Regions from separate parts of the Homo sapiens genome. Here all the other regions are linked to region 1. A link is a contact called in ENCODE Hi-C or POLR2A ChIA-PET data. All regions are on one chromosome and are shown on one strand. The core of a region is the stretch at or near the end of the contact, and the rest is flanking DNA. Distances in the headings are between cores, read along the strand shown. Region 1 overlaps PRKCH (protein kinase C eta). Region 2 overlaps PRKCH (protein kinase C eta). Region 3 overlaps HIF1A (hypoxia inducible factor 1 subunit alpha).

Region 1 (2,700 bases), core at 82-2,581:
CTAGTGATCTAAGCAGTAAGACTCATGTCAATCTGTTTTATTACTCTCAGGATAGCTTATGGTGGAAACAAAATAAATCCAATTTCTGAATCTCCTTTGTCTTCAATCACTTGGGAATTCTCTCTGAAACTACTGTGGGCATTTTAAGTAACCCTGATTACCCAGCAAGAACAATGTAGCTTTCAGACAAGCACAGAGGATAGAATAACTCTTTCTACCCTTCTATGCTTGCATGACAAAAGCTGTAGCTATTAAATACCGGTGCTCAATGAGCTAATGAATGGCAAGCCGGTAACTGTGGTTTTGGCATTTTAGTATTTGAGCCTCTGCCCTGTATGAACTTGTAATCTTCATTGTGTAGCCTTGTTAAGTTCAGCTGCTGAGTTACATGTTGGCATAGGAAGCTGAGGTACTCCTAAGCCAAAAACTGACCTCTGCATATTTCAAACTAAAGTCAGGAGGCTTAGGGTGACTTCTTTTGCTTTAAAAAAAATAAAGGCATGATTTCCCTTTAGAGTGGAAGCTGACCATGACTGTAAATGGCTCTATAATCTTTGGCTTTGTTTGAGTCACCCTCTCCATGTTCTGCTCTTCCGTTTGGATGCAAGCCAACATGAGGATAAGTGTTCTGCTTGGTCCTCGTTGTTTAATAATTGACCCTTCAAAACCACTTTCTTTCTCCAGCTTCATCAAAGAGAAGAATTTAAATTTTGATTTCAGGTTTCTTCTTTTCCCTCTTGAGTCTATCTTTAAGGGGTAAAACATGTGGCTTTTTATAAGTTTAAGTACTTTGGAGCAAAGTTTATGGAGTGTCCTTCCATCCCCTAAAAATAAGATAGGCTCTGAGTTGGCCAGGGCAGTCCCATTGGGGTCCATCTGAAATGCTTCTGTTTATCCCTTTGGTCAGCACCTCCTGCCAGGACCATGCTGGAGCTGCTAAGAAGGAAGACAGGTGCACAGACAGAGCCTTCTGGAATACAGTGCGGGGTATGCTATCATAGAAGTATAAACTGGGCACCCTAGGAGCAGAGTTGATATTGCTATGACTGTCTGGGGACATCAGGACAGACTTCATAGAGCAGGTATGAGATACTTGGGCTGAGGGCAGCACTGGTAGCCTGGAATTACATTATGCTCTTAATTGAACCCTCTTGGGATCCCAGTTTGAGCGATCTGTCTTATTAAATAGCACTTGGTATGAGAACAGCCATGGCGTTTCCTTTACAGCTCATACAGTTCTGAGAATGCCTAAAATTAGATTGAAATCAGGATTAAGGTGTCTAACCTGCCTTTGTGGCCTCGGGCATCCTGTGACCAGGATGAGTCACATCCCTGTCTTGCCCACTTGCGTCTTCTGAGAGCTGCGTCCCAAGACTTCCCCATGCAGAGCTGATTGTAATAGTTGACTGACAAAACTGATGGCCCAGCACTTTCTCTCCCTGCGCGATTCCTGCTGCCCATGACAGCAGCTGAGTAATAAGCAGTCAGACCTCTTACCTGGGACATTAGTCACAAGCTCTTAAGCAACTGCGGGTCAACGCTTGAGACCGTTTTGGATTTCTGTTAGCACTTGTTTCTGTTGCCCAAGAAGATCCTTTCCAAGACTTCAGCAGGCATACTGGCTTCGGGAAAATTCAGAAACTCAGTGACCTTGTTTGGAAATGTGAGTGATAGTGTTCTGGGCTCAGGTCCACACAGGCCTGGCTTGTCAGGCTAGGACACAGTGTCGATAAAGCTGGGCTCATGGGCTTTGTCCCCCCGGCCGTGCTCTCTCCTGGGGCTGCAGACTAGTGTGTCTAACCTCAGCCAGGCGCCTCTCTACTGTGTGCCCGCAGTCCCAGAGGAGCCAGGCACCCAGGCCTTATAGTGCCTCCCAAGTCAGAAAACACTTGTGGAAGAACTGAGAGTGGTGGCCTCCTTCACTGGGCAGGACCACGATCATCCTCACCCCTGCTCCCGTCCTGCGCTGCTACGATTGCAACCTTTTGTAGGTTAAACTGGCTGTGCTCATATTGTATTTATGTGGTGGGGCCAGGGGAGGAAGCAGCTTCCACAAATCAGCCCACTGAAAACAGTCACTTATATGGGACATGGGATTCTGCGTGGAGAAGGGCTGATTTGGAGCCAGGACTGGGTTTGGGTTAGAGACACAGAAAGCTTGCTTCGCTGAAGTGGGTGCACAGGTACTCAGCATGCCTTTGCCTTATGCCCCTGACACCCGGGGAGGCTGCTACTAAGAGCAGAGAAGTCTGTTCTATGTTCCATTGATCTGTGCCATGAAAGCTTTGCTGCTTTAACCACACTTATTGGGGATTCCTGGAATACCAGACTTGGTTTCCATTCCTGGGCATTTTCTAGTGGCCATTTTCTGTAAGACCTGTATGGCCAGGCTGTATCAACTCACAGGACAGCGTGTGGAAACCAGTCATGCCAGTTCTGTCATCACCTACCTCCTCCAAGCCAGCAACGTGATCCAGGCTGGACAGAGACCAACCTTTTGCCTTGGGCCATGCAGGCCAACAGACCTTGATTCTCACACTGAGGCAAGAAAATAGAACCTCGAGTGCCCTGACACAACCCACAGTGAATATGGCACTCCAGAAAGAGCAGTCAGCTGCAGCCACTGAGGAGACGCCACAGCGAGGGGGGCTCCAGGCGGCCCAAGGCCATGGCAGCCTCCCACAATGGCAGTTAACCACA
Region 2 (2,700 bases), core at 84-2,583, 160 kb before region 1:
TAACATAATGATGATGTGTTACCTCCCAGACTGTCAGAAGATGAGACAGTGATTGCAGAAAAGCTCTTTGCAAATAATGCCTGGTCCCTCCATACTGTGTAGACAGTAAAAATCGTACACTTTTTGAAAGTCTTTGAAAATTTAGGTTACTAGGGTATAATTTCTGTCGTTCAAGTTTGCCAAGTAGGATTTTTTAAATTAGCATATTGCCAGAAGTTTGACTTTCTTCTTTTTCCCAGTAAGGAGAGATTTGTAAGACTCTGAAAAAATTTTAAGCAAGCAATTAGACACATTATTACTTTGGGAAAATTGCTTTTATGGCCAGGCATCCTTTTCTGTTTCTTTATTTCCTTGAGCAAAGATAATGATTGATAAGGAAGTAAAACTAGAAAGAAGCCAGATCCAAACTTAGAAGGAAAATATTTTGTCACGTATGGAAGTTCAGTGGAGGTTGCAGGTTGGCTGATGACCACTTTGGGTGAACCCAGCCTGACACTCAGCATTTTGGAGATGATAGTCTCAGAGTTCACAGGTTTCCTGTGTATAAGGAAATGGATGTCGGTCATTTCAACTGTACTGTTAATTGCTTTGGGAAAATGAGTGGTATTCATTAGGCAAGGAAGCTTGTAGCCAGCCCTGTAATTAATGTGAAACCTTTTCATACAGCCAGTGGCTCTTCAGCATCTCTGTACTTTATGTTTATGTGTATACTTAGGCTTGCTTCAGTGGCCAGAGGCTTCAAGGCATTCAGGGCTCTGGGGGCTCTTATTATAATGGTAATGAAAATTGGACCCTAGAACTTTGGACCTCCCCAGCCTTAAATCCACTGAGAGGAGCTCTCTGTCTAGGGATGTGGCTCCTTCTGCTGGCTTCTTCCCTTCTCTAAGATAGCAGTGAGATGCACTAAACATGAGATTTCTAAAACAAATACTTCGATGAGTAGGAAAGTCTGTTTTCCTGAATATATCCACTTTCCTACATATTCCATTGCTTGTGGAAGCAATGACCCAAGGGTTATATGCAGGACTTTTTCTTACTTTGGCAGACTGGAGACCCAGAGCTCAGAGAAGGCAGAAAGTGTGTTAAAGAACAATAGGAAAAGTGGTGAGAGACAGGCAGATGAAGGAAGCATGAACTACCATCACAGAGAAAGGGTAGAGTCAGCAGGTAATTCTCAAAGGGATGTGCATCTGCCCCTAACCCAATCTAAATGCCTGACTCAATGTCCTCAGAGGACACGAACCCTGGAAAACAAGTATGAGATGATACTACTCAGGTATTGCGTGTGTGTGTGTGTATGTGTGTGTGTGTGTGTGTGTGTGTCAGAGGTCAGCCCTGATGTAATTGCCACCGAGGTCACCGTGGATGAGGTCATTGTGGGTGAGGTTACAGTGCAAGAGCTGTCTTTTGGTGCTGTTCTGGTCTTGTGATTTCCCTATTTTCAGCACCCAGTAGGTAGGTGCTCAATAAATGTTTGTTGGAGGAATGGGTGCTGGGGCCAGCCCCCTAACTCTGGCCTCTGTTGGACGTTTTGTGACCTGGAATCATTCTAGAAGGAAAGAGACTGCCCAGAGTGGATTTGTGTCCTGCTTGTGACTTTCTTGGTAACAACTACAATGAATATGCTCCCCAGGCTCTTAATCTGGAGAACTCCTTTTTTTTTTTTTTTTTTTAAACAGTCTCGCTCTTTCACCCAGGCTGGAGTGCAGTGGCGCAATCTCGGCTCACTGCAAGCTCCGCCTCCCAGGTTCACGCCATTCTCCTGCCTCAGCCTTCCAAGTAGCTGGGACTACAGGAGCCCACCACCACGCCCGGCTAATTTTTTGTATTTTTAGTAGAGACGGGGTTTCACCTTGCTAACCAGGATGGTCTCGACCTCCTGACCTCGTGATCCGCCTGCCTTAGCCTCCCAAAGTGCTGGGATTACAGGCGTGAGCCACCGCGCCCAGCCTGGAGAGCTCTTGATCTGTAGGTGAATCTTAGTATGAGGGCCTTGGAGGAGCTTCCAAGTGTCTGAGAGCCTCATGAAATGGGATGCAAAGTTAGGAATTTCTAAGGAGAAAGTCAGAGGAGCCTCTGATTCCCAGCCGGCTGCTAAGCCCTTCCTTAACCAAGGTTCACCCTCCCATGTTGCCTGCTGGGCTGCCTTACAGCAGCCTCTAGTTCCAACATCTGCTGTAGATTTCTGACACTCACAGTCTACCCTTCACCTCTTCTCTGGCTATTACCAGTACTTCCTCACTATCCCTAGTCATGGGAAAAAAAAAAAAGAGAACCGTGTCCCCAAGATGATCTTGCCTTTGAGCCTTGTGTGTTTCCTGACAGGGAAAAGGCCCTGTACTGCCATGTCCTCCCCTCTGGCTGCTTCATGCCGGGTCTTCTGCCTAATACCTGACACAAGGAGACTCCTCCAGACTGAACTGCGAGGAAAGGCTTTACAGGCAGAACAGGCTCTGCAGAGTTGCTGCTCAGTAGGCCAGGGGTCAGCAGACTTCATGCTGTGTGCCTTAGGCCACATGAGTGATCCTCCTGTAGATATTTCCCATCAGTGAAAACAGAGCTGGCACTGATCACCTCCTCTCTTACAGACTGCGGAGCTAAAGTGGGCTGCTGGTTGGAATGTGCTGTGAAAGTTGGAATGTTTTTGCAAATTTTATTTTATTTTTTGAATTTGAAGTAGAAAGCTGTTTGATTATAAAT
Region 3 (2,700 bases), core at 41-2,540, 200 kb after region 1:
AAAAGTCCTTATTTAGCATACTGCCCAATGCTCACTAAATCATAATAGCTGTTTTTAACATTTGGTGAAGAATCTATTTAACAGGAGTGAGTTGAGGGGCATAGGAGATCATGTGAGTGTTTAAAGTAGAAGCAGCATTCCCCATTAAGAAGAGAAATACTGTGGAAGAGCAAAGACTTTAAAACACCTGGGTTCAAATCCTATTTGCTACATAATGGCTACTTTTAACCTATTGAACGCCAGTTCCCTCATTTGTAAAATAGGGACAATATTTAACCTATTTACAGGTTGTGAGAGAACTAGGCACCTAGTACAGGGTAATGTTGGCACATGGTAACCTTTAATAAACTGTTGCTATTCAACAAGCTATTAGATGTCACTAGGCAGTTAAGCAAAGGAAGACAGCTTTTGCTTGGTGTGACAATGAAAATCTTTCTGATTTCCTTCTTGGAAGAGTTCCCTGAAGATATGTCATTGTATTGACACCTTTATTTTTGCTAACCTATCCCTCTAAATTCTGGATATTGTGTGTGCCACAGCTTTTTTTCTTCCATATTCCTGCATTTATTTGGCACCTGTTGTGCCAGTAATAGATAAGGGGCTGCTAAGGGAGGAGGCAACCTGCACTGGCTTATAGCTGCTAATGTCAGTTCCTATAGCTTATCGTCAGTGTTATTCATGTGGTAAAAGGGTGAGAAAGTACTGGAGTCTAAAGAAACAAGTAGAAATCAGTTTGTAGCTATTACCGTTCTACCTGCTAACAACTCCTGTTTTCAAGTTATTATGTACAACTTTAGGTAGTTTCTCTAGCCTTAATCGTGGTTTCTCTGTATTGAGACTACTTTTGAATTCTATGAAGTACAGCCTTAGATGTACAGGCTACTTTAAATTTTTGCCTAAAATAAAAACATTCTCTCCAATTACATATGCTGGGGAGGAAACACCTGCTTCCGACAGGTTTAAAGCTTGGTTTTGGACTTTTTGTGAGAGTTCCTTATGTGTGCAGTAATCCAAAATTTGTATAGTTGCCCTTTATAAAAGTACATTAATCTAGTAGACAAATCTCCATGTAACTTAATTACATGGCATCTTCTAATCCTTCTGTGATAAGCAGAAATGTAAAGTTTTATTCAAGTTAAGGCAAACTAACTTGTATACACTTTCCATCTCGTGTTTTTCTTGTTGTTGTTAAGTAGGATAAGTTCTGAACGTCGAAAAGAAAAGTCTCGAGATGCAGCCAGATCTCGGCGAAGTAAAGAATCTGAAGTTTTTTATGAGCTTGCTCATCAGTTGCCACTTCCACATAATGTGAGTTCGCATCTTGATAAGGCCTCTGTGATGAGGCTTACCATCAGCTATTTGCGTGTGAGGAAACTTCTGGATGCTGGTGAGTTATTTTACAAGGGTATAAATAGGCCTGAAAATTAGAAGTTAGAAGTAAATAGAAATTATTTTTAGAAGGTGGTCGCAATGTTTTGATTTTGTATACCTCTTTATATTGTGATATGTACACGTTTAAAAATTTTTCTGTAATTCTCACTATTTTTATCAAGCTTCATTTTTTTCTCATCAGTTATTCTTTGAAATAATCATTCTTTATGCACATAATTTGTTTTGCTTTATTCTCTTAAACATACTCTCAATTCTTTTCTAATATAACATCCTTTTTATTACCTGCTTTTAAAGCTTTAGTCAGGAATAAGATACTGGCTTTTCCCCTCCCCCCTTTTTCTCCTGTTCCATCTACCTTTCTTCCTTTAAAAAACATGACTCAGGCCGGGCGCGGTGGCTCACGCCTGTAATCCCAGAACTTTGGGATGCTGAGGCGGGTGGATCATGAGGTCAGGAGTTCAAGACCAGCCTGGCCAAGATGGTGAAACCCCATATATACCAAAAATATAAAAAATTAGATGGGCACGCTGGTAGGTGCCTGTAATCTCAGCTACTAGGGAGGCTGAGGCAGGAGAATTGCTTAAACTCAGAGGGCGGAGCTTGCAGTAAGCCGAGATCAAGCCACTGCACTCCAGCCTGGGCGGCAGAGTGAGACTCCATCTCAAAAATAATAAAATAAATAAATAAATAAAAAACATTACTCTTCTTTCTTCTTCTATGGTTTGCTTTGCTGCATTACTTTAATCATGAAAAGCAGCTGGCACATCTAATTATAGTTTTTCTAGCTTCTGGCCTGCACTTTTCTGTGTTGAAATGGCTGTATATATTAAATAAAGTGTCTGCGAGAAAACTTTGTAAAAACATCTAAATATTATATCATTTAAGTACAACTTTTTAACTAATTATTTTCCTCTTCTTGTGCCCTTTTTAGGTGATTTGGATATTGAAGATGACATGAAAGCACAGATGAATTGCTTTTATTTGAAAGCCTTGGATGGTTTTGTTATGGTTCTCACAGATGATGGTGACATGATTTACATTTCTGATAATGTGAACAAATACATGGGATTAACTCAGGTAAAATGCACACATATTAAGAGCTCTTCTATATGTTTTTATGATTTTATGATCTAGCCCTAATTTTTAAAAATGTGTTTACAGTTTGAACTAACTGGACACAGTGTGTTTGATTTTACTCATCCATGTGACCATGAGGAAATGAGAGAAATGCTTACACACAGAAATGGTAAGAAAAGTCTGTTGTTTGATTTAATGTGACAGGTGGTTTTACATAATAAGATACTATTG

Evidence for each region. Hi-C counts contacts between places; a loop is a spot of excess contacts on that map. ChIA-PET counts read pairs that join two places held with the same protein, here RNA polymerase II (POLR2A). Pooled maps may share reads with other maps.
Region 2: a loop to region 1 is called in a map of PC-9, with 2.0 times the contacts of the local background. The contact joins two enhancer-like sites. A Hi-C loop is called at or near these places in 1 of 168 maps with a recorded cell type or tissue (PC-9) and 2 of 50 pooled maps. POLR2A ChIA-PET finds 5 or more read pairs at or near these places in 1 of 52 experiments (naive thymus-derived CD4-positive, alpha-beta T cell).
Region 3: a loop to region 1 is called in a map of CD4-positive, alpha-beta memory T cell, with 1.8 times the contacts of the local background. The contact joins two enhancer-like sites. A Hi-C loop is called at or near these places in 1 of 168 maps with a recorded cell type or tissue (CD4-positive, alpha-beta memory T cell) and 3 of 50 pooled maps. POLR2A ChIA-PET finds 5 or more read pairs at or near these places in 14 of 52 experiments (A549, GM12878, IMR-90 and 10 more).

What each region holds. Positions count from the first base shown.
Region 1 is chr14:61,524,145-61,526,844 of GRCh38, forward strand. All of the region lies in intron 10 of PRKCH (protein kinase C eta), which reads left to right. Among named protein-coding and RNA genes, the nearest start is that of PRKCH-AS2, 20 kb to the right of the region's middle. RefSeq lists an enhancer at 1,224-1,373. Within about 2 kb of position 1,332, at least 33 of the 41 ENCODE cell types and tissues checked have a DNase peak (open chromatin) inside an H3K27ac peak, as active enhancers do; they include PC-9 and endothelial cell of umbilical vein, where a contact is called at or near this core.
Region 2 is chr14:61,366,063-61,368,762 of GRCh38, forward strand. The region is part of intron 1 of PRKCH (protein kinase C eta); the gene reads left to right. Among named protein-coding and RNA genes, the nearest start is that of PRKCH-AS1, 45 kb to the left of the region's middle. Within about 2 kb of position 1,334, at least 7 of the 41 ENCODE cell types and tissues checked have a DNase peak (open chromatin) inside an H3K27ac peak, as active enhancers do; they include PC-9, where a contact is called at or near this core.
Region 3 is chr14:61,719,186-61,721,885 of GRCh38, forward strand. It overlaps HIF1A (hypoxia inducible factor 1 subunit alpha), which reads left to right. Exons shown (of 15, transcript NM_001530.4): 2 at 1,197-1,387; 3 at 2,324-2,469; 4 at 2,554-2,638. The region is part of intron 1 of HIF1A-AS3 (HIF1A antisense RNA 3); the gene reads right to left. Among named protein-coding and RNA genes, the nearest start is that of HIF1A-AS1, 25 kb to the left of the region's middle. RefSeq lists an enhancer at 554-603. Within about 2 kb of position 1,291, at least 7 of the 41 ENCODE cell types and tissues checked have a DNase peak (open chromatin) inside an H3K27ac peak, as active enhancers do; they include endothelial cell of umbilical vein, where a contact is called at or near this core.